2 separate regions of the Homo sapiens genome follow, and region 2 is linked to region 1. A link is an interaction called in ENCODE POLR2A ChIA-PET data of the cell type or tissue named here. Cell type or tissue: IMR-90. All regions are shown on one strand. Each heading gives the region's core, and the rest is flanking DNA. Links, peaks and the distances in the headings are about the cores only. Region 1 holds the start of AKT3-IT1 (AKT3 intronic transcript 1). Region 2 has its middle 12 kb from the start of LINC02774.

Region 1 (15,697 bases), core at 3,923-11,922:
TAGTGTAACCACCTTCATCAATGATCTTCGCTAGATCTTCTGGATAAATTGTTGCAGCTTCTACATCAACATTGATTGCTTCACTTTGCATTTTTATGTTACGGAGACGGCTTCTTTCCTTAAACCTCATGAATCAACCTCTGTTAGCTTCTAACTTTTCTTCTGCAGCTTTCTCATCTCTCTTCATAGAATTAAAGAGAGTTAGGGCCTGCCTCTGGATTAGGCTTTGGTTTAGGGAAATGTTGTGGCTGGTTTGATCTACCCAGACCACTCAAACTTTCTCCTTATCAGCAATACGGCTGTTTCGCTTTCTTATCATTCATGGGTTCACTGGAATAGCACTTTTCATTTCCTTCAAGAAATTTCCCTTTGCATTCACTTGGCTCAAGAGGACTAGCTTTTTGCCTGTCTTGGCTTTCAACATAGCTTCCTCACTATGCTTCATCATTTCTAGCTTTTCATTTCCAGAGAGACGTGTGATTGTTCCTTTCACTTGAACATGTAGAGGCCATTTTAGGGTTACTGACTGGACTAATTTCAATATTGTTGTGTCTCAGGAGTGAGAGAGACAGGGGTACAGCCAGTTGCTGGATCATTAAGAACATACACATTTATTAAGTTCATCACCTCACATGGGTAATGGTTCGTGGTGCCCCAAAACAATTACAACAGTAACATCAAAGATCACTGATCATAGGTCACCATAACCGGTATAATAATAACGAAAAAGTTGAAATACTGCAAGAATTACCCAAAATGTGACACAGAGGCACAACATAAGCACATGCTCTTGGAAAAATGGCACTGATAGACTGGCTCGACTCAAGGTTGCCACAAATCTTCAATTTGTAAGAAATGCAGTATTAGCAAAGTGCAATAAAACAAGCTAGGCCTGTACTTTAAATCATCTCTAGATTATTTAAAACACCTAATACAATGTAGATACTATATAAATAGTCACACTGTATTGTTTAGGGGAAAATAAGGGGAAAAAGTCTATGCATGTTCAGTATGAACGTAACCATTCTTTTTTTTTTTTCTCAAGTATTTTTGACACACAGTTGATAGAACCACAGATGCAGAACCCACAATGGGTATGAGAGGCGAACTGCATACCTATTATCTCAACTCCACTCCACTGGATAGAACATACTTCTCTTTGCTTCCAAAATTAAGTCCATCCTCAAAAACGCAATACGCCTAAAAACAACTCTGATTCATTATACCTTTAAACAACAGATTACTCAAACCAGAGCATTAAGTAAAATGGTTTTGTAAAAACTGTAAATATATGACACTAATAATTCAACATGTATATCACAGTATGAGTGCATATACTTTATGTTAATGAACAGAATTTAAATGAGACGAAGGATAAATGGTGAAGAAATCTTGCCCCCTTCCCTCGTCAACAATTCAGGCAAACCTAAATAAGAGGAGTCACTTATTCCAGTCCCCTTCTCTCAATAAGGAGGAGAGGAAGAGAAACATTCTGCCCCTGGGCGGCATAAAGAACAAACTGTGCTCCTGCAAGCTTCATTCAGTAGCTCTGGACCAAATGAATCAACATGTTTATCTGCTAATACAGCTGAGCTCATTTTAAAGTGTTATGCACTTAAAAGGAAACAAACTTTTTAAAAAACAAAACTAGTAAAAATTAGAAAGTTTTTGTTGTTTTAGCAAATTTAGTTAGGTTTATGAAGACCAAAAATTAACAGAATAAATCTTCTATTTTGTCAAAATGTTTATTCTCAACTGAAGAAGATTTAAGGAAACTCAGGCTCAAAAACATTTGATCTAGGGGTCAAGGACAGTCTGACTTCTTAGTTCTGCCAGCAGTTTTTTAAAGCTGCTTCCTGTACTAGGGAACGTTCACTGTTCTTGCACAAACAATAATAAGTCATTTATACAAACACCTTGGTTATTCTTTCCTTTTAAATTCACTGGTAATAACAAAGGCTACCATCATGATTCTAATAAACATTTTGAGCTTTTACCATTAAATTTCTATTAATTTATTATTTGTGGGGAAACAATTTATTCACTTAACTCAAAAATATGTCTCCAATGCTGCCAATCATGTGCCCGACATTATAGATAAAAGTCAGCAAAAGAGATACAGTCACTGCCCTCCCAGAGCTTCCAGTTTTGCTGACAAGATATTATGGAATTATACATCTATATATATAACCCGGACTATGAAAAGGGAAAAATATACCATGAAAGCAAACAACATGATCTGGCCCTGGGGGTCAGAGGATTCCTTTGGCAGTGATAATTAAGCTGAGATTAGCCTTACAATCACTAAACATGATTTGAAACACACACATTCCAAATCATCCTAGGAGTAGGAATGCTTACAGCTACATGGGGGAGGGGAGAAGAGTTTATAGGAGCCAAGGTAAAATCCATGACTTTAAAAATAAAGGTGAGAGCTTCATGTGTACAACACCAAGAGATCACTTATCTCTGTAGGAAGAAAAGCAATGGCCATTCCTAGCATACTTTCACTCAAAAACAGGTTTCGTAGCTAGAACTATTTTCCAATAATAAAGCCAAACATCAGCTATCAATCTAATAATCTCCAATCATCTCAAGTCCTCCAAACACATTAAAATGAATTTATAACAGTAAATGTATCACAAGCCTCAACACCCCGTATAAACCCAGTAATGAAAAAAGATGTCTTAAGCTTCACATATCACAGGTCATCTAATGTCAGAACAGAAACAAACTTCTAGAAATCATCTTGTAATAAAACACTTTTCACTGTGCAAATCAGGAGTAACACCCGAAGTGAAGCAGCAGCACTTACAATGTCACACATCTAGTTCAGAGTAGAACAGGAGGCTAGAGCATGGACTGCCTGAGTCCACTCTCTATGCTTTTTCTACCAGCATACAGCAGCAAATACATGACAAGAAACACACGTTGCAAATAAATAAGGCAGAATTTTAAGACACAAATTGCATTTCAAAATTTTTATTTTAAAATTTTTTTTACATATTTTTAGGGACAGGGTCTCACTATGTTGCCCAGGCTAGTCTTAAACTCCTGGCACAAGCAGTCCTCCCTCCTCAGCCTCCCAAAGTATTGGGATTACAGGCACAAGCCACCGTGCGTAACTCAAAATTTTTATACATTTTCAACTGACCCACACATGCTGCAGGCTCTAGAAAACAAATGCTCCCTCTTACCACATACCACAGAAGAGTAAAACTGAAAACAACAGCTGGGCACAGTAGCTCACACCTATAATCCCACATGCTATGGGAGGCTGAAGTGAGAGGATCTCTTGAGGCCAGGGGTTCAAGACCAGCCTGGGCAACACAGTGAAACCCTGTATCTATAAAAAAATAAAATTAGCCAGACACAATGGTGCACACCTGTAGCCCTAGCTCCTCAGGAGGCTTAGAAGGGAGGATCCTTTGAGCCCAGGAGATCAAGGCTGCAGTGAGCTATAATCGCACCACTGCACTCTGCACTCCAGCCTCAACAACAGAGCAAAACTGTCTCAAAAAAAAAAAAAAAGGGTGAAGAAAACCGACTATTTATTGACTCCCTAGGGTCTAGGAGCTCGACTGAGTAGCTCATCTACTTTAACATCCATTAATCATCACAACTACCCTCTGATTAGATATTATTCTCATTCTACTGAGACCCAGAAACATTAGAAATTTACTTATGGTTACATAGCAGAAAAATGGTAGAAGTAGGACTTGAATTCAAGTCTAAATCTAAATCCATGTAGCCATTTTACCATTAAAAAGCATTTTTTCTTTTTTTGAGACAGGGTCTCATTCTGTCACCCAGGGTACAGTGCAGTAGCACGATCATGGCTCAGCTCACTGCAGCCTCAACCTCCCAGGCGTAGGTGATCCTCTCGCTTCAGCCTCCCAATTAGCTGGGACTACAGGCGCAAGCCACCATGCCCACCTAATTTTTCTGTATTTTTTGTAGAGATGAGGTTTCACCATGTTGCCCAGGCTGGTCTCAAACTTCTGGACTCAAGCTATTCATCTACCTTGGCCTCCCAAAGTGCTGGGATTACAGGCATAAGCCACTGTACCCAGCTAGTGTTTCTTCATTAAAAAATACTATACAATGTGATTAGGTTTCCCTGGGAACTTACAAATGCCCATTTAATTGCTAATGAAACATATTTTAAAGTTTGGTCTAGGATAACTGCCATTTATAACATTATATCAAAAAGAACTACCAAGTTTTAAACAACTACTTTACAAACAAAATTTGGAACATATTCTTAAGTTAAATGTTATTCATATTTTCTTTTATAACATTCTTTTCAACCCTGCTGTCAGTGCCACCAGAAATGGGTGTTATCTACTCCTATGAAATGTTGGCTCAGACACAAGAAGAAGAGTATAATGCATGACTGCTTAAGAGAACCATAAAAATACAAGAACTACATTTTAATCATTCTGATTTCTCCATTGGTGGACAGCCCATTAACAGCTTCAACTGGGAGAGAGCATACTGCTCAAAAATAAGAACCCAGCAGTCCAAATAGAGCAAAGCACATCATTAATTAAAAGAATACCAGTTTTTGCACAACTACCCACACCATAGGACTTTCTGCTTTCTCAGCTCTGCTAAATTCTGTTACCACTCACGCACCAGGTTCTCAGCTTCCAATATTTAGTTGACGTTGTTTGCCTGCTGTCATCTCTCATCTCGTTCTCTTTACCCTCATGGATTTCTGCTTTTATATGTGTTCACTATCATTTAAGTGGGGAAGGAAATACATGTCTTCTCTGATAATACTGGAGATTTTTAAAGTTTTCTTTTGATCCCTTATGGTATCTGTTTTCTCCCAGTGTTCCAAGTATCACTCCCTCTCCACCTCTCTATGTCTACTTTTTTTTTTTTTTAATGTTGGAGTCTTCCCCCAGATGACCAATGGTGTTAGATTGTTTGCTCATATTTAAGAATAAGCCCCTGAAAAGAACTAACTGAAAGATCTGTGTGGGAAAACAGGGCTTAACGACTGGTAGAATTCACTTAAGGTACTCTCAGCAGAAAGCCTATCAGTATCTGAAGATGCTGTTATCTTCAGTCTTCCACAGGAGAAGGATAGGACAGGCTTGACTGTGCAGTTCTGGAAGGAGAGCAGAGGAAGAGAGCTAACACTTCTATAGTTCAGGCGTAGGTTTCCCTTGATCTCCTTGTTTTTTTTTTTTGTTTTTTTTTTTTGGTTTTTTTTTTTTTGAGACGGAGTCTCGCTCTGTCGCCCAGGCTGGAGTGCAGTGGCGGGATCTCGGCTCACTGCAAGCTCCGCCTCCCGGGTTCACGCCATTCTCCTGCCTCAGCCTCCCAAGTAGCTGGGACTACAGGCGCCCGCCACTACGCCCGGCTAATTTTTTGTATTTTTAGTAGAGACGGGGTTTCACCGTTTTAGCCGGGATGGTCTCGATCTCCTGACCTCGTGATCCACCCGCCTCGGCCTCCCAAAGTGCTGGGATTACAGGCGTGAGCCACCGCGCCCGGCCGATCTCCTTGTTTTAAACCAAGCAACAATCCACGGCCCCTGGTTTCAAAGTCCAGACAGCTCTTCATTAATTTTGCAAAGAATAAACCTTGTTCTCCTGAGGCCAGGGAGTTGGTAGTGAAGGGACTCACCCATCCACAAGGGCACATAGGGAGAAAATCGTAGGGGTCCACCTGTCAGTGTACACAGATTTTCCGACCAGCTCCCCTGTTTTCAGCTCCATTTCTGACCCCTATCTTCCTTAGTATCTGGTGCCTCCAAATGCTGAGACTCTTGGGAGCTTCGGACAAACACAGTACTGCATTTCTTACAGGTATTTTTGTGCACTTACAGGTACTGTGTGATTCCTCTGCAAAGTCAGTCACTACCTGTCCATCTGCTTATTTGAAAGAGGTATAGCAGCTTCTGTCTCCTGTTGTAACCTCTCCCAGTCTCTGATTTCTTTCTTCCATTTAGGCAGGGATTAGGAAATAAGAAGAGATGTACAGGTGTAGCCAATCTGTCACTTTTGGTCAGAAGCCCTGAGAGAGCTCTTTTGAAATCAGCTATCTCAGGATACTGACTTAAGGACTAAATTAGTATTTCTCAAAGTCCGATCACAGACTTGCATTAGAATCCACAAGGATGCTTGTCCACACAGCAGTCTGGGTGATTTTTGCTTTTGCTGTTACATGGAAATCAGATTAAGTCACTCCCCCACTTAAAACTTCCTAATAAGCAGCTTCTCACTCCACTTAAAAGCCAAGGTCTTTCAAAGCCTAAAATAATACGGCCAATGTATGTCTATCTCTGATCCCATTTAATACCATTCTTTCCAGGCACTTTTCTCTACTATTAATATATTCTGACAACACTGGCCTAGACCACCAACCAGTTTATTGCTATCTCAGGGCCTTTGCACATGTTCTTTCCTCTGCTTGTAACGTTCTTCTTCTAGTTCTTGCATGGCCCCTTCTCATTTTTCAGATCTCAGTTCAAAGGTGGACAGACAAAATGTGGTACATCCATATTATGGAGTGTTATTTAGCCTTAAGAAGGAAGGAGATGCGGACATGTGCCACAGCATGGATGAACCTGGAAAACACTACGCTAAGTGAAATAAGCCAGTCACACAAATACTGTACGATCCACTTACATGAGGCACTAAAGCAGTCAAATTTAAGAAGGCAGAAAGAATGGTTGTTGTTAGGGGCTGAGAGGAGAGAGAAAATAAAAAATTACTGTTTAATGGCTGCAGAGTTTCAGTTTCACAACATGAAAAAAGTTCTGGAGGCAGATGGTGGTGAATGGTTGCAAAACAATGTGCATGTACTTGATGTCGCTGAAACGTGCACTTACAAATGGTTAAAATGGTAAATTTTATGTTATATATATTTTACTACAACCTAAAAAATACTTTTTTAAAAAAAAAAGCAAGATAAAAAATAAGAGTTATCTCTTCAAAAGACACCTCCCAAGATCACTCTATGCAAAGCTCTCTCTCTCCTTTCCCCTGCCAGGTAATTATCTGGCACATATCATGGTATACTTTCTTCACAGAACTTAGCACTATATAAAATTATCCTGTTTGTTTATTATCTCTCCGCCAGTTACAGAGTAGGCACCTGGGATGTCTTCTAACACTACCTACACAATATGGTAATAAATATATAATAGGAAGACACTCAATACACATTTGGTGGCTAAATGAATTAACTGTCTTCTAGGTCTCAACCCAGATCTACTAAATGAGAATCTTGGGATTCTCAGACATTGCTTTATTGGGAGAGAAAACTTGCTATTTATGACCCAAATAGCACCTCCCAATCCCAACAGCTAGTTAGGACAATTTGACACAAATGACCTTTAAAATAGATATTCTCTGTTCTTACCACAGAATATGTGCTTTTGATTGGAGGGTTAAACAGTGGGGAAGGTATAGATGAAAGAGGAGTTTCTAACATTTTCATAAAGGAATGCCTGATAACATGACAATATAGTTCCTTTAATTATTCTTAAATGATTAAGCATGTATAACTATCAGAAGAGCTTCTACATAATCAAATAGATCACTAAACTTCTTTATGAAGTAATTCAAAAGTTAGGATAACAAAAAAAAAAACCAAAAAACAGTTTTTCTTTTTTTTTTTTTGAGATGGAGTCTCACTCTGTCACCCAGGCTGGAGTGCAGTGGTGTGATCTCGGCTCACTAAAAGCTCCACCTCCTGGGCTCATGCCATTCTTCTGCCTCAGCCTCCCAAGTAGCTGGGACTACAGGCGCCCACCACCACACCCGTCTAATTTTCTGTATTTTTAGTAGAGACGGGGTTTCACCATGTTAGCCAGGATGGTCTCGATCTCCTGACCTCGTGATCCGCCTGCCTCGGCCTCCCAAAGTGCTGGGATTACAGGCCTCCCAAAGTGCTGGGATTACAGGCGTGAGCCACTGTGCCAGGCCCTTTTTTTTTTTTTTTTTTTTAAGACAGGGTCTCACTGTGTCACCCAGACTGGAGTGCTGCAGTGGCATGACCACTGCTCACTGCAGCCTGACCTCCTGGACTCAAGCGATCCTCCCACCTCAGCCTCCTGATCTCCCACATAGCTGGGACTACAGGCATGCACCACTACACCTGGCTAATTTTTAATTTTTTTTTTTTTTTTTTTTTTTTGTTTTGTAGAGATGTGGTCTCGCTATGTTACAGGCTGGTCTCAAACTCCTGGGCTCAAGCAATCTGCCTGCCTCAGCCTCCCAAAGTGCTGGGATCATAGGCATGAGACTTTGTGCCAGGCCTTCTATTTATGTTCTTGATATTATCTAATTTCCTACAGGATTTTGTTCTCATATCTTCTCTCTGTTATCTTTCCATCTCACCTGGACAATTCTATAGCTCACTCCTAGACAGCAAACAAACACACTTATCTCCCCATTCTAAAAAATATTCACTCACTCTTACTACATGTTCAACCTCTAATTTTCTCTATTCCTCTCCACAACATCCAGCTTTTTTGAAGTCTACTTTCTCATTTCCCATTCACTCCTTAACCTTCAACTCCACACTGGCGAATATGGTCATCAACCCCTTAACACAGCAGTTGCTCTTTCATTAGTCACCAATGAGCTCCTTTCTGTTACTCATCATACCTCCTTCACTGTTTTAATCTTGCTCCTCCTTTTAGATGACTTAAATTCTGTTCATCGCTAAAGTATGAGTGGAAAGTGGGGTAGTGAACCCAGACAAGACTGGGTGTGGCCCTGGCTTCAACAGTTATTGCACTTTTCTGAGCTGACTGACATAGGACTGGTCTGTCTTCCTAAGGGATAACTGAACTAGGGCAGGCACTAGATCCTCATTTATCTTTACATCCTTGAGCTCTTTATATCTTTATATACTGTGTGCTTGGCACATTAAGTAGACACTCAATGGGGCTGTGGAAGGTAGGAAAGAAAGAAAATGGGGAGGGAATGGGTGGGGAAAAATGCAGGAAACAATTTTACTCATCTTTTTATCCCTAAGTACAAAGTAGAAAAGTTAACCATAATAGAACCTCAATTAATGTTTGGTGACCCTTACTGAATACATATATACTACCTATTGCATGAAGATTTGGGTTTTGTTTAATTTCATTGAACGTTTACATTTAAATTCTGAGAACTGCACATTTACCACAAAACTATGGTTGTAAAAACTATACTGTTAATTATAGTTACAGTTGCTGACTCATTAAGCAAATTCATAGTTTTAGAAACATAGTTTTAGTCAATGAAGCAATAAAATATACTTTAGCATTCTTCAACATTCAGACTAGGGGTAGGGGATGATAAAGAGAGACAGCGAAGTTAAGACTCAACATGAAATGAGGTAGAAATAAAAAGAACAACACTGAAGTCTGGCCATAGGGTGGTTAAAAGGCTCTGTAATTTTCCTAAAATTAACTTTCAAATATATGACAAAATTGTCATAAATAAGTTAGTCTAGGTTTAAAGAGCTTTTTTGAAAGTCTGATTTCTGTTACTTAAGAAAAAATAAAATGTCTCTAATTTTTAAACAAAGCACACATAAACAAGCTGCTTTCAATAAATGCTCTTTTACTATATTTCAAAGGAAAACTATCTAGCACTTTGGGGCACTTATTAAATAGTGAAAAGAAAAATATTTCTTTCTAGTTAAAAAAGGATGAAGACAATTCTTGGGGAGTGGGGGGATCCAAGTAACTGAATTCTGTCTATAACTTAAAGTTCCTTTTTTTTTAGCTCTTATTCTCTGTCTTATTTCCAAGTTTCTATTTCCTTTACTTGCTTTTAAATGTCAGTATTCTCCAGAGTGCTATCCTCTCATCCTTCTCTTAAACATGTTCATTGAGCAATCTCATCTGTACCAGAAAAGCACACTGTTTAGGAGTATACCTTCCAGGACCAAATGTGCTTGTGTTTGAATCCTGACCCTACTACTTGCTAGGTGTACAACCTTAGACAAGTTACTTAACTTTTCTGTACCTCAGTCTACTCATCTGCAAATCAAGGATAAAGCAGTGCCAACCTTACAGGGCTGTTGTGAGGCCTCAGTTAATATATATCAAATGCTTACAATGCTGCCTGGCACATAATATGTTTTCTAACTAAGAGTGTTAGCTATAAGAGGGCCATATAATTCACCCAGGGCACTTCTAAGATTTAAGGAAGAGATTATGGGCCAGGTGCAGTGGCTCACGCCTGTAATGCCAGCACTTTGGTAGGCCAAGGTGGGCGGATCACGAGGTCAAGAGATCAAGACCATCCTGGCCAACATGGTGAAACCCCGTCTCTACTAAAAATACAAACATTAGCTGGGTGTGGTGGCGCACACCTGTAGTCCCAGCTACTCGGGAGGCTGAGGCAGGAGAATTGCTTGAACCCACAAGGCAGAGGTTGCAGTGAGCCAAGATCGCGCCATTGCACTCCAGCCCAGCGACAGAGTGAGACTCAGTCTCGAGGAAAAAAAAAAAAGAGAGATTATGTATAATAATCACACTGGAGCGACAAGAGTAAACCAGAACTACCTTAGGCAAATTAAGACAGTATCACCCAACTAGTTAGGATAAGCCATAAAATACAATGATATGCACCATTTCTGCCCTATAAATATCATATAATTAACCTAATAATGTTCAGTTCCAGTTAATGAAAACCTAGCAAATACTTAACTATTATTTCTGAAAGTGGGTTCAGTAGGGGTGATGGCTGAATAGGTCAAAACACTTCAGAAACATCAAGTTAAATAAAGCTAAGTATGTTGGAAAGATGAAGTTTACCATCTAGCCTACCCAAAACTCACTGGTGTGCTAATTGACTTTATAGCTTAAACTAGTCTTATTTTGCAGCTACAAAGTTATTCTGAAATGAAATTAAAATGAGCTACTAGCTTTTTAAAATATAAGGTATGTTATCTATGTTATTCCTCAGGGCCTATCCCATAATGAGTATTAAATAAACATTTCTTGAATGAATGAATGAATATTAAAAACAATTTCTATTATCTCTGAACTATGAGAGATATGGAGATTGTAACAAAGAATGAAATCCTTAAAAGAAAAAAAGATAATTCAAATTTTCTTGTTCACTACTTAAAAACCATTAAAAGCCATTTTTGACCTAATAATTCCATCAACCCATGTATTTCATATGTAAATGTTCAATGAAACAGGACTTGCCATGCCATGGATAAAGTTTTAAAGACGGTAATAAAAATCTTTTCAGGGTTATTATTTCATTTAAACACTACTGATGTTTATCCAGCCAACAAAAAAGTATAATAGCACAAAGACTGCCTTCTGAATACTCCCTAGAGGCCAATCAGCCAGGTGTGAGAATTCTGAGGTTAGGGAAACTCTTTGAAACAGAGTTCAAGAAGAGCTACTTAGAAATAAAGAAACAAATTCAGATCATGATAGCCATAAAGCAGAACCTGCAGAAGGGAGCATCAAAAAACCAAGGGCAGTTTTGCATATTTACCAATTTAATCTACTATTTCAAAAAAGCTGAAGCACTAGTCTTATAGTAGTGACCTGCAAAAATTATCGAGCCACATTTAGTCAACAGCAAATATCCAATGGAAAATCTAATGCAATTTTTATATGGATGCTACTGGAATCTTATATCCAAAAACTGAAGAAGGCCAACCGAAACCCCAAACTACAATTTTATTCTTTCTGATCTTATGTTAGTTCCTGAAATCTGTTATGAGGAAAAATATTCCTATAGGATAAAAACAATAGTGGGGGCTAATATATATGGAAAATACTACACTAAAAAGTTTGCATACATTATTTCCTTTGGTTTTCACAATCATCTTAAATAATACCCGGCTTGACTGTAGGAATCTTAACAGACCCCAAAGGCCGCAGCTCATTTCCAAATGCCTGGTCAGAATTTTCCTTTTTGTAAGTTTGTATACTTTTTTGCTGGCTTAATTTCTCTTTCCTCAGGTATACTCCAACACAATACACTATTAAGCCTAACTACTGGTAAGGTAGAGTCAAATTCTGTTACAAAAAGTTCCATATGACCCCTCTACGCTACATGACATGGTAGCAAACGAAACCATGACAGGCAGCTGTGACGAAAATAGCTATACATTTATAATTTAAAGTAATATTCCTGGCTAGAATTTATTGGAAAGGAAATATCAAATATTGGAGCTAGAAGAGACTTTAGGGACACTAATCAAAACAAAATTTTATTGAACATAAATAAGATGCATTTTTACTGTAAACTTTCCAGTCATTATTGTTGTTCTTAAAGTTTAGCAAGTTTGGGAAGAGAAGCTGGAACTCTTGGTTTTACATCAAAACCAAGATCATTAATTTTCCTACAGTATACTAGGATTCCTTCTATTTTATATTTTTGTGTAACCCAAATTACTCTATTAAATAGTAGAAATTTAGAGCTAGACAAAATTTCTAATCCATCCATTTATTTTTACAGGCAAGAAAACAAAGGCCCAGTGTGTCAAGTAGTTTTATATTTTGGTTGCATACAGTTGGTTACCAAAAGAGTTAGGACTAAAACCCAGGACTTCATTCACATCCAGTGCTTTTCAGCAAAACAAAAAAGTCAATGCTTATCAGTAAGAATTTTAACAGGCCAGGCACAGTGGCTCATGCCCATAATCCTGGCACTTTCAGAAGCCAAGATGGGAGGATCGCTTGAGGCCAGGAGTTTAAGACCCACCTGGGCAACACAGCAAGACCCCATCTCTACAAAAAAATTAAAAATTAGCAGGCATGGTTGCATACACCTGTAGTTCCAGCTACTAGGGAGGCTGTGGCAGGAGGATGTCCTGAGCCCAGGAGTTCAAGGTTGCAGTGCGCTATGATCGCACTCCAACCTGGGTGACAGAGTGAGACCCTGTCTCAATAATTTTTTTTAAAAAATTATAATAACAGTTATCACTTATCAAGCACCTATTATGAGCCTAGCACTACTATATTAAGGATTCTATGTAATTATCTCAAATCCTCCCAACAACATTAAAAGTCCAGATCTATCTGCCTCCAAAGCCAGCTGTACCTTCTCTTCCATCATACTGCTTTCATAATCCCAAGGAGAAATCCAGGTTGGTGGGGCAAGTGGGGGACAGGATGGTTGTTTTGTTTCTTTTTGTTACTACTGAAGTTATCCACATAGAGTTACTTCATTTTTGTGAAGGACTTAAAAATATTAGGTTATGTACATGAAAAACACTTTTACTTATAAAAAAGAAAAGGCTTCCACTGCATCTTTATGAAAACATAAACTAAAAAAGTTGTGAAGACTCACTTATATAAGCAATCAAAGACTAATTCCTTCCTAAGGAATGTGATTTCAACACAAGGCTTTCATTTGACAACTTGGTTTGTTACAGAACAAAGACGTACATGTACACACACACACACACACACACACACACACACACACACACACACACATAAGACTGAAAGGAAATGTGCCAAAAATGTTAAAAGCCACTACTCCCCGACAACTCATAACCACAGTGACCTCCTTCAAGAAATGAGCACATAACCCAGGATCCAGACAATCAAGTTTGCCATCCCCCTGACTCCTGGCTACCGTGATACATTAAGGGATGAAAAACTGACATAAGGAGGAACACAGAGTCACCTCTGAAATTTACCATATAACTGGTGAGAAGGAGTCTATCTTCCTTTCAGACAGTGAGCCGTGATGACGTTGCCCTGAGGCTATAAGCACACAACAGAAGCCTGCTTGAGAATGAAGCCATGGCAGGTGGAAACAGAGCCAGCCCACACAGCAGAAGAAGACCCTTGACATCATCATCAGGGTTCTAGATCCACGCATGCCTGAGATCAGTCCATCTTGGACTCCCATTTACTTAATCTAACATATCCACTGTCTTTTAATTTTTTGCTTGACTGCTTGAGTTGGATTTGTGCTGCTTAAATTTTTAATAGTACTGACTAGTCTCAGAGAGAAGCCCTCAGTTAAAAAATAACACTACACTGCAAAATTTGAAACATTTTAAAATTAGGTCAATTAATCATTTTGTCTATCTAAAATATACTTTTAAATTACTGTAACAAAACTTTTAAAATTAAACTAGTAATACATTTAGTGTTCCTAAATAAGGTTATTCTAAATCTTTATGTATTAGCAATAATTGCACTTATTTACCACATACAACATGATATTTTGAAGTATATACACATTGTAGAATAGTTAAATCTAGCTAACAAATGCATTACCTCACATAGTTATCATTTTTGTGGTGAGAACACTTAATATCCACTATATCTGCATTTTTCAAGAATACAATATACATGGCCGGATGCGGTGGCTCACGCCTGTAATCCCAGCACTTTGGGAGGCCGAGGCGGATGGATCACGAGGTCAGAAGATCGAGACCATCCTGGCTAACACAGTGAAACCCTGTCTCTACTAAAAAATACAAAAAATTAGCCGGGCGTGGTGGCAGGCACCTGTAGTCCCAGCTACTCAGGAGGCTGAGGCAGGAGAACGGCGTGAACCTGGGAGGTGGAGCTTGTAGTGAGCTGAGATCGCACCACTGCACTCCAGCCTGGGTGACAGAGCAAGACTCCATCTCAAAAAAAAAAAACAAACAAAAAAGAATATAATATACATTAACTGTAGTCATCATGCTGTACAATAACTGCATTTTTAAATAGTATTAGAGTGTTACATTGCCTGATATTTTGTTTGTATTAACATTTTTCTAATGGTAGAACATACCACAACTTTACTCCCTTGGCTTTTCAAACTTCTGCCATACCACTCACCAACTATAGGTTATGTTAGGTGGGCAGAGATTTCTTCATTCACACTCCCGGGATACATAAATAGAAGAGGAAGTTCTAAAACCGTGATGATTCTGCCTTCTCCAAATTCACAGAGAACATCACAACCATCACAGAGAAATTCCCTCTTTTTTCCTCTTCTGTTCCTCAGTAATTCTTCCTTCCCTCTGCTCATCCCTCATGCTCACCTTCCCTCTGGACCAACTGGGAGTTTGCCTCTCCTCCTTTCAAAGATTAACCCCATCACCTATGTTCTCATCTCCTCCCAACCTTCACTCCATCTTATTCTTTCTCTGCCAGCTATAGTATTTCCTACCACACTAGCACGTTCCCCTCTGCCATCACATATACAAAAATTTTCTCTAACTTAAAAAAAATATTTCACTTAACCAAGCTGCTCACTTTATTGCTCTCCTACTTTTCACTGACAGATTTTTCAAATGAATGGTTTAAATCTGGTATTTAAGCATCACTCTTCCCTTATTCCCCAAAAGTCTAGCTTCCTCCCTCCCCTCAAATCCCTGAAACTGAATTCATGATATTTCTTTTATTGTCAAATCCAATGGCCCCTTTAATTTCATTTCCTCATGCACACCGCTGTATGTGGCGTTATTTCACTATCCTCTTGTAAAATCTTGCCCATTGGTTCAATGACATTATAATCCATTTTAGCTCTCTTGCTGTTGGACTTCTCTAAAGAGGTCTCCTTTTCCTCTCATTCCCTGTTAGTAAAGTGTGTGTTTCTCATATTCATTCTTCAGTCCATTCTTCAATGTTCATTTTCCATATGCTTTCTCTGAAAAATTATATCTATCATTAAAACTGTGTTGTTCTCCAATATAAGGCAAAATTACAACACACATACAAAAGGGTGAATAACCATTTTCCTTCCCAAATTAG
Region 2 (15,697 bases), core at 2,515-10,514, 110 kb after region 1:
AACACATAGGAATTATGGGAGCTACAATTCAAGATGAGATTTGGGTGGGGACACAGCCAAATCACTTCACCCACCCCTACCCACTTTTGGGCAGGTCTCTGACGCTGGATCTCCTCCTAGGTCTGTGATCCATCAGCTACCACTGGGGCAGATTCTTTCATCAGCTGTGGCCAGGTGTGGGGCTTGTGGTAACATACAACAATTTGGCTTAAGAATGCCCTAGGAGGAGGGTAGTGGGTATGGCAGGCACTTTGAAGCTTCCCAAAGACAGTGGAGCTGAAAGACCCTCCACCTGGCCTATGTGGCTCAGGGGCTTAGGCCAGGGGCAGGAGACTAATTGGAAGACTTTTGCACCAGTGAGAGGTGGCAAGGACCAGAACTGACAGCAGCAATGTGTGTGAAGAAGAAGGGGTGAATTAAAGCATATATTGAAAAGGTAGAATTGGCAAAACTGAGGGACTTGATTGATTGGCTTTGGGACCTGAGAAAGGATGACTCCTAGGTAGGAACAGGCTGATGTGATCTAGTAATATTTAGTGAGTTAGGAAGCATTGGGAAATAAGCAATAATTTATTACGGGAGAAGAGGATGTTTCACTTCAGATATGTTTGTTTTCTGGTATCTATAGAACCCCCAGGTTGATCAGCCTAATAGGCAGTTGATTAACGGGCCTGGAGGAGATCTGGGTTGGCTGTCCAGTCCTCAGCATTCAGGAGAAAGTTCAAAGCAAGAGAATGGATGGATCCCCTAAAGAGAATATGCAGGAAAAAAAAAAACAAAAACAATCCAGGGAGCAAGCCACAGTGGGCAATCCAATGGAGACTGAGATGAAGTAACCAGGCAGTTATACCTGAGAAAAATATGAAACAGTTATAACACTAATATTTTAGACATTGATGAGGCAATTTATCAATTAGTCTCTGAATGTATTTAAAAATTAGCACATTTGTGTCTTGGATTTTCCTCTGCTGCTTCGTGTGATGTTTGGACATATGTCTGAAAACTTCTAACTGTGTCAGATATTTGCATCACCTTGATCTTCCCTTTAGTCTCTAAAAGATGTAATGTGCAAGTGTGGCAAATGGAAACAGAACAAAAGATTAAATTTAAGGAATTTTTATCTGTTCATTTTTTCCCACATATACCATCATTTGCTATACAATCAAGGCCTTAAATTTACTACCCTTTATAAAGTGGTACCTAATTAGATCTACGCTTACCACTTCCATGTCAAAGAATGTCCCATATTTTCAGATGAGCAATATCTTTCTTAAGGTAAATCAGGTGAAGTACTCTAATATAATTCAGTAATGTCTTTTGTTTTCATGTCCAATATACTTCTTGATGTTTTTAGCGGCTTACGGAGCTACAGCAAAAGACTCCCAGACTGCTGTTTTTCAAATTGCAAATTGTGACTAATTAGTGGGCTGTAAAATCAACTTAGTTGGCCATATCAGTCTTTAAAACAAATTAAATGAAATAGAAGAGAAAATAATGCAGTGTATCACGTATAGAAAGAGGAAGTTTGCTTTGTAAAAATTTTGTTTCAGTTGAGTATGGTGTGCCTGTGTTTGTACAAGTACCTGTGCATGAAGATGTGTATATGCATGTATACGAGTACAGGGTCGAGATATTAAATTTATTTCTTACAGTAGATCGTGGTTAAAAAAAAAGTTTCAACTTTGAGAAACACTGGCCTGACCACTTTTGGATTGATACATGCCAACCTAGATCCCATCACACTGTGAAATCTTTTTTTCACCTTGGTAACCCCAGAATTTAGCACAGTGCCTTCCATGGGGTAGACATGCAGCAAATGATGGTCAAGTAAATGATTGAATGAATGTATGAGCCTTAGTATGGTATGGGTTAATTTTCCCTGAACTCATTATCCTACATTTGCTGATGTTCAGGATAGGCTGTAATACGGGGAGAAAATAAGGACAAGAAATCAACTCAGTCCCTCCAGGAGCTTTAAAAAAGGAAACCTGATTTAGACAGAAACAATTATTATGCATTTCAGCCACTCTACTGGGCAGAGAATGCCTAAAACACGAAATGAAATGGCTATGTATAGCACGTTTATAAAGTTCTGAATATTATCACACAGCCACAATCTTGTTCATTCCACTTAGGAAACACATCAGTTGTTTTAAAAAATTCTTTGTTCTGTTGAGAAACAATTTATCATGATTCTTGTGCTTCTGTATAAAATGGCCCAGCCTAGTAAATATCTGATGATGGGTATGAAAAACAAAGATGATATTTTCATACATTTTTTTCTCTTTCCTAAGGAACAAAACTGCAGAGCTTGTATTTCTCAGACACCTAGGTCATGAGACTTTATCCAGTGACACCTTCCCAGTGGGAGCTGTTCTCTCTAAAATGAGCTAAGTTTAGTCGGGTTCTCAGATGGAACTTGAATGCAGAGAAACTCACAGCTAATAGAAATAGAAAACCGCAGATGAATTCCACACCGCTGGCAAAGAGCAACTGAAATCACCAGTGCAACATCCTGAGAAATTGAACTTGCCACCTCCTTACACCTGGGGGAAAATGTCAAATGTCCTCTGTTACAATATCTGAACAGCTTGTGCAATTTTATCAATAGAGAACAGTCTGCAATCGGTTTTTTTCTAGTTTCCTTTCTGTTAGCTATTTAAGTGAATTCATTGTGTGATGGTGAGTAACCAGAATTAAGTGATGAAAGTATCAAACTGTTTTTCATCAAAACTCTCACTGATGGCAGAGACTCTCAAAATTTGAAGTCATCCATAGCTTTACAAATAGCTGCTCACATACTCTAATTGAAAAGTGTTATTTTGTGTTAGAAAAATAGTAAATAATTTTGTTTAAATATGTTTATGTGATCATAGTATTTTCAGGTTGAAAGGACTTCCCAACTACTACCGAATATTAGCCCAACAACAGGTGCTGGCCTCAGAGGAAGTTTTTCAGGTTCACAATAAAACAAGAACTCTAAGAACAATGTAGTCAGTTCTTCAATAAAAACTAAATTATTATACAGATGCTCCTTGACGTATGATGGGGTATACACTGATGATAAACCCATCATAAGTTGAAAATATTGTAAGTTGGAAATGCATTTAATACACCTAGCCTACCAAAGATCATGGCTTAGCTTAGCCTACTTTAAACATGCTCAGAAGACTTACATTAGCATATGGTTGGGCAAAATCATCTAACACAAAGCCTACTTAATGACAATGTTGAGTAACTCATGTGATTTATTGAATACTATACTGACTACGAAAAAAAGAATGGTTGTATGGGTACTCGAAGTATGGTTTCTACCAAACGGCGTATCACTGTCACACCATTGTGAAGTGGAACCATTGTTAAATCAGGGACTATCTGTATTTGGAGGATTGTTGTTTATCCTGTGATTATACCTATTCCACTTTTTCAGTGTTAAAATACCCTCTGCATTTTTTAAAATGAAACGATGGTGATAGCTGATGATTTTTTTTTTAACTTGCGGGAAAAGGTTGACAAGCCTAAAATGGTAACTACTGATCTAGCCCAAACCTTGATCTAGTATTTGAACCCCCTCCTCCATTCTTCTGTGGTAAGTTCATTTAGTCTTTGCCAGAAACAAGGAATGGGCCATCTCCTGAAGAGCATGCCTCTGAAGAGAACACTCTCAGAATGCTCTTTAATGTCTCTTAGAACATTCAAGTACTCAAATGCTCTTCACTGAGGATGTATCTCTCTAGAAATCTCCCTAATGGTCCTATTATAAATTTGGTACCTGAGAGGAGGTAATTAACCAGAAAATATGCAGAACTGTTTCACTTTTTGGTAAGCTTTTTTCAGATATATTCTAGATTATTTTAATGATCCTCTTTACCGTATATGCATTAGAAAGAATATTGTTAAAATGAAAAGATCCTTGTTGAATCAAATTACTTCCTTCCCCTTCTAATGATTTTTCAGTTTTGAACAATTCATCCAGTGGAATGAAATCCCAGCAGGAGAAAATTGAAGTGTATTTTGAATTTATTATAATAGTATTAACTGGTGCTTGGGAAAATAGGTTGACAATAATTTAAAGTGGCCATCCTCTGAACTGTGATCCTTAATCCTGACAGCTTGTACCATTTCATAGCCACTGTGTTAAATTATTATCATAGTTACTAATCCCTTGCTTTGTAGAGTATTTTAGTTTACAAAGCTGGTTCATATTATGGTCTCACTTAATCCTGATAATAATCCTGTGATGTAGTCAGGAGAGGGATTTTACCTTTATTTTATAGGTGGTAAACTAGAGCTCAAAAATAGCCAGTCACTTGCCTGTGCTCCAGCAACGTAGCAGGGCCAGGGTTCAGTCCCAGGTCCCCTGATTCCAAATTCCTAGCTTTCCCACCAAACCTGAAAAACCTCTCTCCAGGTACAAGGATAAATACTTCTCCTCTTATCTTCAGGTTTGCTAATATCTGATGTTAAATCCACGAAAGAGAAGGTACATCAAAGAATACATGATCAATGATAAATCTCTGGTAAACAGACTTTCAGGTCAATTTGTTCTATCTAAATAGAGCCAAGCAAATAATAAGATCAGCCCTCTACTGTTCTGTGTACACTTGAGCCCACAGTAAATATTGTTGACAGGCTGCTGTGACTAAGTTAGCACACAAAACTTGTAACTATAAAGACATGATACTTCTGACTTGGTACAAACCCACAAAAGAATCTCAGTAAAAATTCTGGAGATATATATATATGTTTATACATTTATATTTGCATCTGTGTGTAATCTATCTATCTATCTATCTATCTATCTATCTATCTATCTATCATCTATCTATCTATCTATCTATCTACCTACCTATGTGAATACATGTATATAAGTGGCACATAGAATTTCTCCCAACTTAGATTAGGATTTCGAGTGACCAACCTAGAATCAGCTTTCTCTCATATTTTTTTCTTTCACAAGAGAGATCAGTTCAGAATAGTAATAGCAATTAGTATTCTGTAAGCAGCAACCCATCTTCAGCTGCAGTGGCAGGATCCAAACAGCCTAAGCCAGAATCCATATGACAGGAGCTCAGTTCTTTTTATTTATTTATTCTAAACACATGTGGTCTCTGCAACTCAGTGGCTTGGGATTGTTATTATAAGGGCAGGATGACAATTTCTGCAAAGGAAAATGGTTATTTGCTTAGCTAAAGTTTAAGGCTGCTAAACAGACTACTGTGAAATATAGAATTAGCTTATCCTTTTACCTGCTGGTTATAACAAGTCAGCTATGTTCAACAGTTTCTCAAGGACAAGAGAGAATTTGTGCTGGCTTTCTATCAAGAAGCTAACTCCAAATAGACAAGAGAAACAAAAGCAAGAGCAGGACCAATAGATAAAAGAGCCCTTGTTAGTGGACTAAAGCGGTTGCTACAAATAGGACAGCGGAAGGAGAGTTGGGAGGGGGAAGAGTGAAGCAAGGTCAAAGAAGGATGATATCAATAGAATATCTCCAAATAGCACAGAATGCAGCAAGAAGTAGCAGCAGATGTCAGTCCAGCCCAATGTCAACCCCCGTGGAGCTATGTAGAAAGACTTGGAAAGAAACAGCATCGCTGCAGTTGGTATTAGGAGTAAAGAGACAGCAGATGATACCTTTCTCCCCATGAATTGAAAGCCATGACTTGCCACTGGCCACAGCCTCATCTCCTTTCTGCCTGGCCCCTTTCAAGCTTTTAGGGTATTTTTTTCTTTATTTCAGATCTTTACTCCCTTCCTTTCCTTTTGATTTCTTTTCTTATTCCAGACTCTCTGGCTGCCAATTCTGATTCCGATCCTCACCCCACTGGCTGTTTCTTGCCTATGCCACCAGGTACCCTGGTTCCAGATGCTTACTCTGGCCTCAGCAACATTCCAGGACTGATGATACATATCCAAGAGAATATATTTACTGCGGCACTCAAAAAATTCCCATCGTGATTTTAGACATTACTGGCATGGATTGACTTTCATAACTGTGGAGAAAAGCCAAAAATGTATAAAGGAAGTCTGTTTTCAGAGTTCATATCCCTTAATTTTAGTGAATGGATGTGGGTGTGTTGAAAACTTAGTTTCTTAAGAACTGCCTAAATTTCATAATTATTTCATTTTCATCCGCTCACAGATGGCTTTGCCCTGGGTGTAAAAATTGAAGAGCCAATATAAAATGATGCTACCTTTACTCTGGCAGTTAAATTTTAAATTTCAAACATTGGTTTTCAGAACCTTGGAGAGCATCAAGCACAGCCCTCCATTTCCCTCACAGGAGCCAGCTCAAGTGTAGGCTGATTTCTCCTGTAAAAATGTGAAATAAGAAATAATGAGATAAGTTGACAGTGAAGCTAGTAAATTCTGTAACAGAAATGCTTTCCGCAATGACCTATTTTTATAGTTTAAGTTTCCGTTGTATAGTGTTGTGTAGCGCTTAAGAGGATGGATGTGGAGCCAATGAGATATGACTCAAAGCCAGATTCTGCCAATTCCTAGTTATATAACGTTGGGCAAGCTGATCTCCCCGAGCCTTAGCTCTTCTAGTCTGTAAAATGGAGCTGCAAAGAGTAGCTACTTCGGCCGGGTGCGGTGGCTCATGCCTATAATCCCAGCACTTTGGGAGGCCCAGGCGGGTGGATCACGAGGTCAGGAGATGGAGACCATCCTGGCAAACATGGTGAAACCCCGTCTCTACTAAAAATACAAAAAATTAGCCGGGCGTGGTGGAGGGCGCCTGTAGTCCCAGCTACTCGGGAGGCTGAGGCAGGAGAATGGCGTGAACCCGGGAAGCGGAGCTTGCAGTGAGCGGAGATCGCGCCACTTCACTCCAGCCTGGGCGACTGAGCGAGACTCTCTCAGAAAAAAAAAAAAAAAAAAAGAGTAGCTACTTCACAGTGTTGAAGTTCTGATTACATGAGATAATGCCTGGAAAACCTTTTGTACCTAGGTGGCACTCACTGCTTTCTCCATGCTTTCAAATGAGTTGTTTCTGGTCTGCTTGGCAACAGCTGTAGTCACCAGTACTGCGGGTTTGGGGCTCTTCAGATTTGCCTTCTTGCTGTGGGTGAGGATCTGGACCGCTGGTAGAGATGACATACCCAGGATGTAAGGAAGCAGACCAGTGCTAGCCTTGGCAGTTTCCACGTGTGCTGGAGGAGGGGCTCCAGGCTAACTCGTCCACTACCTGTAACTTTCACTTGCATGCGCTTTCTGGTCTGCCCATGTCAATCGTGTTATTAGCTATTGATAGTGTTTTCCTGCTTTTCCCTGTGTCCCTCCCCGAGACAACTGGACCATACATTCATTTTTTCGTTTCACATATATTAGTTAAACAACTACTTAGCGGTAGGTATTACGCTAAATGCTTAAAACCCACTTATGCCGGAGGTTGCAAAATTTTTTTGTGAAAAATCAGACCTTGGCGATGACCTTGAGCAGTAGGATATAAATAACTCCCACAAGCTTAAAGTTCCAATAATGGAATACTAGGCATAAATGGCTTAAGATATGGTGATGAACAATATCTGGCCTTTTTCTTCTTAGGAGGAGATTTCTCACCATGGGAATCTTGATGCAAGTTAGATCCCACCCTCACTATTGAGAAGCTAAAAGTGTAAGACTACTCATTTCTCAGTCTTCCTTGCTGCTGGTGTCTGGCCCATGACCTAGACTCAGCCAAATGGACTCACCTGCTCCAGATTTCACATTAGGATCTGGTGTTACAAAAATGCAGGTAGAGTGAAAGATTCTTTCTGGTGGCAGCAGTGGTAGCTGTAAAACCCGATTTCCAAGGTATCAAAGAGCAGTGGTGTTGGCATCAATGTCCAGTGCCCAGTGCTAGCATTGTTGGGGCTGCAGGTCGCTGCCACTCATGTCTAATGTAACTGCACAGTGGAATCAGCCAGGCTGGTTTAGTAGCATGATTGGGCCTGTGGTTCTTCCTGCATAGCTTCCCTTTGTTCCTGTCCCTTTTTTTTTTTTTTTTTTTTTTCTGATGGAGCCTCTCTCTGTTGCCCAGGCTGGAGTGCAGTGGCGTGATCTCGGCTCACTGCAACTCCGCCTCTGGGGTTCAAGCAATTCTCCTGCCTTAGCCCCCCAAGTAGCTGGGACTACAGGTGCCCACCACCATGCCCAGCTAATTTTTGTATTTTTAGTAGAGATGGGGTTTCACCATATTGGCCAGGCTGGTCTTGAACTCCTGACCTTGTGATCCGCCCGCCTCAGCCTCCCAAAGTGTTGGGATGACAGGCGTGAGCCACCTTGCTCGGCCGTTCCTGTCCATTTTCTCATGGCTGTTTTTGTAGCCCTCCTGGAAATTCCATATCATCTTTTAAATAATTTTTTCTTTTCGCGAAAACCAGCTAGTCAGTTTCTATTTTTGCCGCTAAGAACCTTGACTGCTTCACCAGAAATTCAAATCCCAGATCCATCCTTGAAAAACCTTGGGCAAGTGACTTATTCTTTACATGCCTCAGGCTTCTTATCTGTCAAATGGACACTATGGCAGGGGAAAGAGTGTACACGAAGTGTTTTCATATCATATCTGGGACATAGTAAGTGCACAATCTATGTTTGCTCTTATTGACATGTTTAAAAAATAATGAGGACAGGAAAATTCAGAAAGATGGCAAAACTTGTGAGCAAATCTCTTGACTGTAACATATGCTACTCAAACAGGGAAGAAAATGACCAACTTTATTTTAAATTATTTCAGTAATTGAGAATATGAGTGCTCTATAAGGTGGCAGGCTTATAGTGCTTTAGGCTGTATAATTTCTTTCTCTCTTCATGGCATTAAATGAGGTTTCCAGATATCTGTTTTTTTAAAATCTCAAATACAGACTAGATAATAATGACTGATTGAATTTTTAAATTACAACTCGATATTTACGAATACATATATACAGATGTAGAAGGCTGAGGTATGAGGACCCTCAAAAATTCACCTATTACAACCTCCTGTGACTAGCTAGTTCCTAAACATTCAGAATTTAAATTTGCCTCTCCTGTTTGCAAATGTCTCCATTTATGATTCTCACATTTCCTGAAAAGAATTGAGTGCTCACCATTGTTCCAGGGGTGGCTGTGGTAGCCTCTCGTTATTCTTGTGCCTTTCTGTTCAGGAACTTGTGTCTTATATGCAAGCTCAATCTTTTTATAGTTAACAAAACTAAATGTGCTTTGTACTGTTTATTGTCAAAATCAGCTTAAACAAATAGATGTTAGTCTTTTGGGATATTTTGTTATGGAGAACTATGACAGACATAGAGATAGAATTAATATAATAATCTTTCACGTGAAGCTAACATCATTTTCTCTTTTTCTTTTCTTTCTTTCTTTCTTTCTTTCTTTCTTTCTTTCTTTCTTTCTTTTCTTTCTTTCTTTCTTTCTTTCTTTCTTTCTTTCTTTCTTTCTTTCTTTCCTTCTTTTCTTTTCTTTTCTTTCTTTCTTGGCAGGGTCTCACTCTGTCACCCAGACTGGAGTACAGTGGTGTGAGGTGTGAACACAGCTTACTGCAGCCTCAACCTCCTGGGCTCAAGTGATTCTCCTACTTCAGCCTCCTGAGTGGTTGGCACTACAGGCACATACCACCACACATGGCTAATTTTTGTATTTTTTGTAGAGACAGGCTTTCACCATGTTGCCCAGGCTGGTCTCAAACTCCTGGGCTCAAGCAATGTGCCCACCTCAGCCTCCCAAAGTGCTGGGATTACAGGTGTGAGCCACTGCACCTGGCCAGCATCTTTTAATACTTAAAAAAAATCCAAACTTTAGTCCAAATTATTGCTTCATGGTTTGATATGGCTGTTATTTTTTTCTATATTACTTAATTCTATAATCTGTATACCAGTAGTAAGTTGTGCAAACCTTCTGGAAGTTGTATAAGTACCTTGACTTAAGGGAAAATAACTAGAGTGTTAGCCTAGAAGCATCCAAAGGGATACCAGTTTTATTGGGTACCCAATAGTCTTCCCTCAAATTAACCTCTTTTCTATAACTAGCCACCAAACCAAAAGAGCTTGATGGGCAAAAGCCCTAATATGGACAAACAAAACTGGAGCATGAAGATTTAAACAGCTGCAGGAACGGGTTGATTGGAATGAAAGTCCTAGCTTATTGCCCATGTGAAGATCCTTCCTTCCTTCCCTCCTTCCTTCCTTCCTTCCTTCCTTCCTTCCTTCCTTCCTTCCTTTCTCTCTTTCTTTCTTTCTTTCTTTCTTTCTTTTTCTTTCTTTCTTTCTTTCTTTCCTTCCTTCTTTTCTTTCTTTCTCTCACTCTGTTGCCCTGTTGCCCAGGCTGGAGTGTAGTCACGATCTTGGCTCACTGCAACCTCCGCCTCCCACGTGCAAACAATTCTCATGCCTCAGCCTCCCAAGTAGCTGCGATTACAGGCATGCACTACCACACTCTGCTGGTTTATTAAAATATATTTTAAGTACAGATGGGGTTTTGCCATGTTGGCCAGGCTCGTCTTGAACTCCTGGACTCAAGTGATCTGCCTGCCTTGGCCTCCCAAAGTGCTGGGATTACAGGCGTGAGCCACCATACCTAGCCCCATGTGAAGGTGCTTCTAATCAGAAAAAGAATGTATTTTTTAGGGCAGGGAGATGGAATGTGGGACAGTATTTGCAACAGAACCAAACATTGAGGAATAGAATGGCAAATGATTTTTTCTTTTTAATTAAAATGAGAGACTTCAGGATAGATTCACATAAACAATGAAGGGTTGCTAAGTAATAAGTTCTTGGGGAAAAAGGTTTCCCTTTAATTAAGAAACTGGTTTCAAGGGCTTCGATCAATAAGAGATTCCCTTCTAACATCAGCAGCTGTTTGGGGTTCTTTAACAAAATCCTGTTAGCCAGGAAAAAAAGGCGACTATGGGTCAAAATTGTGTAGGAATAACTGTGGTGGCACTTACAATTTTTATCTTTGAGCACCCTCAAATTACTAGGTTCTTCGCTGAATAGAATGCCTTAGTGATTCACATTTTGTAGTTAGGGTTAGACTATAACTTGACTTCTTACCTGTATTTATTTGAAGTTGTAATAACTTTTATTAAAGTTACTAATGGAAATCACCTATAATGAAGGACTTGTATCTGCATATTAACTCCAGCAATTTGTTCTCATAATCCTGAAATTCTAAAAAAAAAAAAAAAAAAAAAAAAGAGAGAGAGAGTCTTTCAAAGGGTAAAGCCACCAGTTTGAAATCGTCGCTTTTCCTGTTTCATGAACATTTTCATGTCACTTGACCAACTGGAGAAGAATGCAGCTACACTTTCATTTTCCACTTCTAATAAATGTTTAGATCCTAATTTTCCTTTTTATGTTATCTCTTGATCTCTTTATTCTTTTTGAGACTTATTTTATTCAGGTGCTTTTACTCGAAAGCTCATTTCTTCTTTTATTCCTGTTATTTGACATTTTTTAGAAGTATGGTTTGAAAATACCCTCTTCCTTTAGACAAATTACTTTTTTTAAACATAAATCTTCTTCAGGGTGGTGATGTGTCAAAATAGTGTGCAGGAGGTAAAAGCTCTGAGGCTGTTATTTATCAATAGGAACTGCGTGTCGATTTTTATAGAAAGATTTGAAAATTACCCATAAAGAACAGTGGGAGTCTAAGCTGAATACAGATATGAATCCAAGTCAGCATGATTGCTGGGGAAAGGATTCGTTCAAATGCAATGCTAGCAAGAAACAAAGAAATTTGTTATGGCCTTAAAAAAATTCTTGGTAAATTCTCCTTGTTTGCAACTGCCTATTCTGTAAAGTGTGTGGAGTTTTTTTTGTTTGTTTGTTTGTTTTGTTTTTTTTTGGTTTGGTTTTTTTTTTTTTGAGACGGAGTCTCGCTCTGTCGCCCAGGCTGCAGTGCAGTGGCCCGATCTCGGCTCACTGCAAGCTCCGCCTCTCGGGTTCACGCCATTCTCCTGCCTCAGCCTCCCGAGTAGCTGGGACTACAGGCGCCCGCCACCATGCCTGGCTAATTTTTGTAATTTTAGTAGAGACGGGGTTTCACTGTGTTAACCAGGATGGTCTCGATCTCCTGACCTGTTGATCCACCCGCCTCGGCCTCCCAAAGTGCTGGGATTACAGGCGTGAGCCACTGCGCCCAGCTGTGTATGGATTTTTTTTTTTAAATCTTCATTATTTCTGAAATTAAATACCATAAAATAAGACAAAATAGGAGCTCTGTAAGGTTCCTTGCAACTGTAAGTGCTTGCTTCTTTTTAGGGGATTCGCTATAGTGGTAAATGAAAATGATACTGTACAGAGAGTTTGCTATGTGTACCCTGTTATCTCACCCAGCATTCACAACCTGTAAGGTATGTATTTTTACCCTTGTGTACAGCTTAGGACATTGAGGCTCAGAGGCATTGAATAAATTGCTAACATACTATGGTGGGAAGGAAAGGAACAGGGACTTGAACCCAGGCAGGATCTCCTCCCTCCAAATTTGTATTCTTTCTGATCTGCATTTATTTTAGCAAATTGACCCTGCATTCCCTAAAGGCATTTCTATTTGTGCATGCCGTATTCTGTTTTGTGACTTCAATTGATTTCCAGTTTTGTGTTTGTGTCACTAAGAGGACGCATTTGTCAGACCAAGCATGGATCATCTCCATGGTGGTGGTGGCATCATGAGAAAGTGAGGACTCTGTTGGGGGAGAACTGACTGAGCACTCCCCATGAGGTGGGACAGTTTGAGGGATTAACTTGCATTGTTTTGATTAATCTTCAAAAGAACTGCATATTAAGTGGCTGGTTAAGCATTTATTCATTTAACACATTGTTAATGGTCTCTTATGTAATCAACGAATGAGACAGACAAGATTCTTGCCTTCATGGAGCTCACATTCTAGCAGGGAGAAACAGACAGGAAACAAGCAAGCAACTTGTGTGGAAATACAGTGACAGGTTGGAAAATATGCTGTCGATGACGTTTGAGCTGAGGCCCAGAGGATAAGGAAGTGAAAGACACATGAGAATCTGCAGAGGCAAAAGGAAGCAAGAGGGAGTGCAATGACCCCAAGGGGACAGCAGGCCTGGAGGGTTCGGGGACAGAAAGGAGTTCTGCGAGGCTGAGTGGAGTGATCAGGGCCGCAGGTGGTTCCAAGGGGGTGGACTAAGAAGTTGGCAGCCATAACTTACAGAACTTGCTAATGGGGGATGAGAGAAAGGGAGGAAGGAATGAAGAATGACTCCTAGGTTTGGGTGTAAGCCACTGAATGGATGATGGAACCTCTATACTGAGATATGGGCAGCAGGTTTGGGGAGGAGAATCAAGAGCTGTTTTAGACGGATTAACTTTGAGATATTTATTAGACAGTCAACTAGAGATGATAGGAGAGAGTTGGCTTTATGAATCTAGAGATTGGGGAGGGGGTTAATAGTCAAAATAGCCCCCCCAAAAGACAACCATATATAGTAATGTGTATGGGTCTAATAACTACTATAATTTTGAAATTGTGATGAGCATTGTGATGTACTTGCTCTTTGGAGATATCCATAAAACTATAGTGCAATATCAAAACATCTGTGATTTCTATTGCTCAGAGGTAAAAGTCTTGCTAATATGACTGTAGTTTGTTGGATTAGTGGAAATAGAGATGTAATATTTTTCCCACCTAAATTCACAAAACATCTGTAATATTTTTCCCACCTAAATTCACAAAACATCTGAATTCTCCCCGTGAGCCTCTTGTGGGTCTCTGGACCCCAGGTTAAGAATCTGGTTTTTATCATTGTTTTCAGTAAACTAACACAGGAACAGAAAACCAAACACTGCATGTCCTCACTCATAAATGGGAGTTGAACAATGAGAACACACGGACACAGGGAGGGGAACATCACACACTGGGGCCTGTAGGGAGGTCGGGGGTAAGGGGAGGGAGAGCATTAGGATAAATACCTAATACATGTGGGGCTTAAAACCTAGATGAAGGGTTGATGGGTGAAGCAAACCACCATGGCACATGTATACCTATGTAACAAACCTGCACGTTCTGCACATGTATCCCAGAACTTAAAGTAAAATTAAAAAAAAAAAAAACTTTAACAATGTTATACTAGTAATAAAAGGATTAGCCATGGCAAAAAAAAACAAAAAAACAAACAAACAAAAAAAAAAAACAAAGAAAGAAAGGTAGTCTTCAATGTGTGACAGTTCCAACCTCATCACAAATAAATAAATAAATACATCAAAATCTGGCTTTTTTAAGAGCAAGGAAAGATACTTCTTCCATTATAACTGGGGTGATAGAAAAGATGGGAACTGGCTGGGCACAATGGCTCAGGCCTGTAATCCTAGCACTTTAGGAGGCCGAAGTGGGAGGATCACTTGAGCCCAGAAGTTCAAGACCAGCCTGTGCAACATAGAGAGACCCCCATCTCTATCCCCCACAAAAATAACCCCAAACAAAAGTTAGCCAGGCATGGAGGCACATGCCTATATTCCTAGCTACTCAGGAGGCTGAAGTGGGAGGATCGCTAGAGGCCAGGAGTTTGAAGCTACAGTGAGCCAAGTTTGTGCCATTGTACTCCAGCCTAAGGGACAGAGCCAGACCCTGTCTCTATGAAGGAAAGAAGGAAGGAAGGAAGGGAAGGAGAAAAGAGAGAAAGAGAAAAAGAAAGAGAGGAAAAGAGAAAAGAAAAGAAAGAAAGAAAAAAAAGAAAGAAAGAAAAAGAAAGAAAGAAAGGGAAAAGAAAAAAAGGAAAGGAAAAGAAAAGCTGGGAACTGATGAATGCCAGTTTATAGATTTGGTGGCTTCTAGTTTCTCTAGGAAGGCAAGGTCATCAGCTGAGGGTAGGGAGGGAGGAAAGGGGTAAAGAGGTGGGAGGTATAAAACGCTCAGCTCTGACGGGGAATGTCAACTTTTAGGGGAGAGTAACAGGCTTTCCAGGCTGTACATGACTGTCATTAAGAATAGGATGGGTTCAGAAGGCAGTCATCTGTGGTTTGAATCCAGGCTCTGTCTTTTTTTACTGTATGACCTTGACAATGTTATTTAATATGACCTTATGTGCCTCCATGTCCTCATCTTGAGAATCAACGTAGTCTTTGTACCTACTACATAGAGTTGTACTCTATTAAAACAGTTAATACAAATCAAGCACTTGAATTGTGCCTGAGATGAGCTAAGTGTGTACTAAATGCCAATCTTTATTTTTAATAGGACATTGATTCAAAAGATACTTATGAGGGAGAACTGGCAAGTCTTGGAGATTAATTTGGTAGAAGAGATGGATAGGAAGGAGTCAAGACGGTTTGTCTGAATAACCTAGAGGATGGTGGTGCCATGCTTGGTCAAGGAGAATAGTGGAAGAGCAGGCTTATGGTAGTGGGTGATGCGCTCACAGTGGATGATGTGGCCAGTGAGCCACTGCACAGACAGACAATGCACTCCAGGACCCCAAATACTGAGGCCTACAGTCCCACAGTGGCTCCCCTCTGTTCATAGTCATGGCTTTGGAGTTTGTTTTAATGGCTTCATTGGAAGCACACTCTATTTTTTTTTTCCTATTCTAGTCCATCCCTGTTCAGGTTAGATATGAAGAAACTAAACATTGATTTTTTTTTTTTTTTTTTTTTGAGACGGGGTTTCGCTGTTGTCGCCCAGGCTGGAGTGCAGTGGTGCAATCTTGGCTCACCACAACCTCTGCCTCCTGGGTTCAAGCGATTCTCC

What was found. ChIA-PET counts read pairs that join two places held together with the same protein. Peaks named below come from ENCODE experiments on the same cell type or tissue, not always from the same donor. Only the 100,000 strongest peaks of a DNase experiment are listed, where the experiment ranks them.
Region 2: POLR2A ChIA-PET joins it to region 1 with 7 read pairs; 3 of 35 experiments call an interaction of 5 or more read pairs at or near these places.

The regions. Positions count from the first base shown.
Region 1 is chr1:243,790,261-243,805,957 of GRCh38, forward strand. The region is part of intron 2 of AKT3 (AKT serine/threonine kinase 3); the gene reads right to left. AKT3-IT1 (AKT3 intronic transcript 1) reads right to left here and starts at 4,140. Exons shown (of 2, transcript NR_046761.1): 1 at 4,000-4,140; 2 at 2,945-3,320. In IMR-90, for the core only: no CTCF peak of the experiment used is centred there; a DNase peak (open chromatin) is centred at 8,641.
Region 2 is chr1:243,897,826-243,913,522 of GRCh38, forward strand. No RefSeq gene overlaps it. Among named protein-coding and RNA genes, the nearest start is that of LINC02774, 12 kb to the right of the region's middle. In IMR-90, for the core only: no CTCF peak of the experiment used is centred there; no DNase peak of the experiment used is centred there; H3K27me3 peaks cover 511 bases.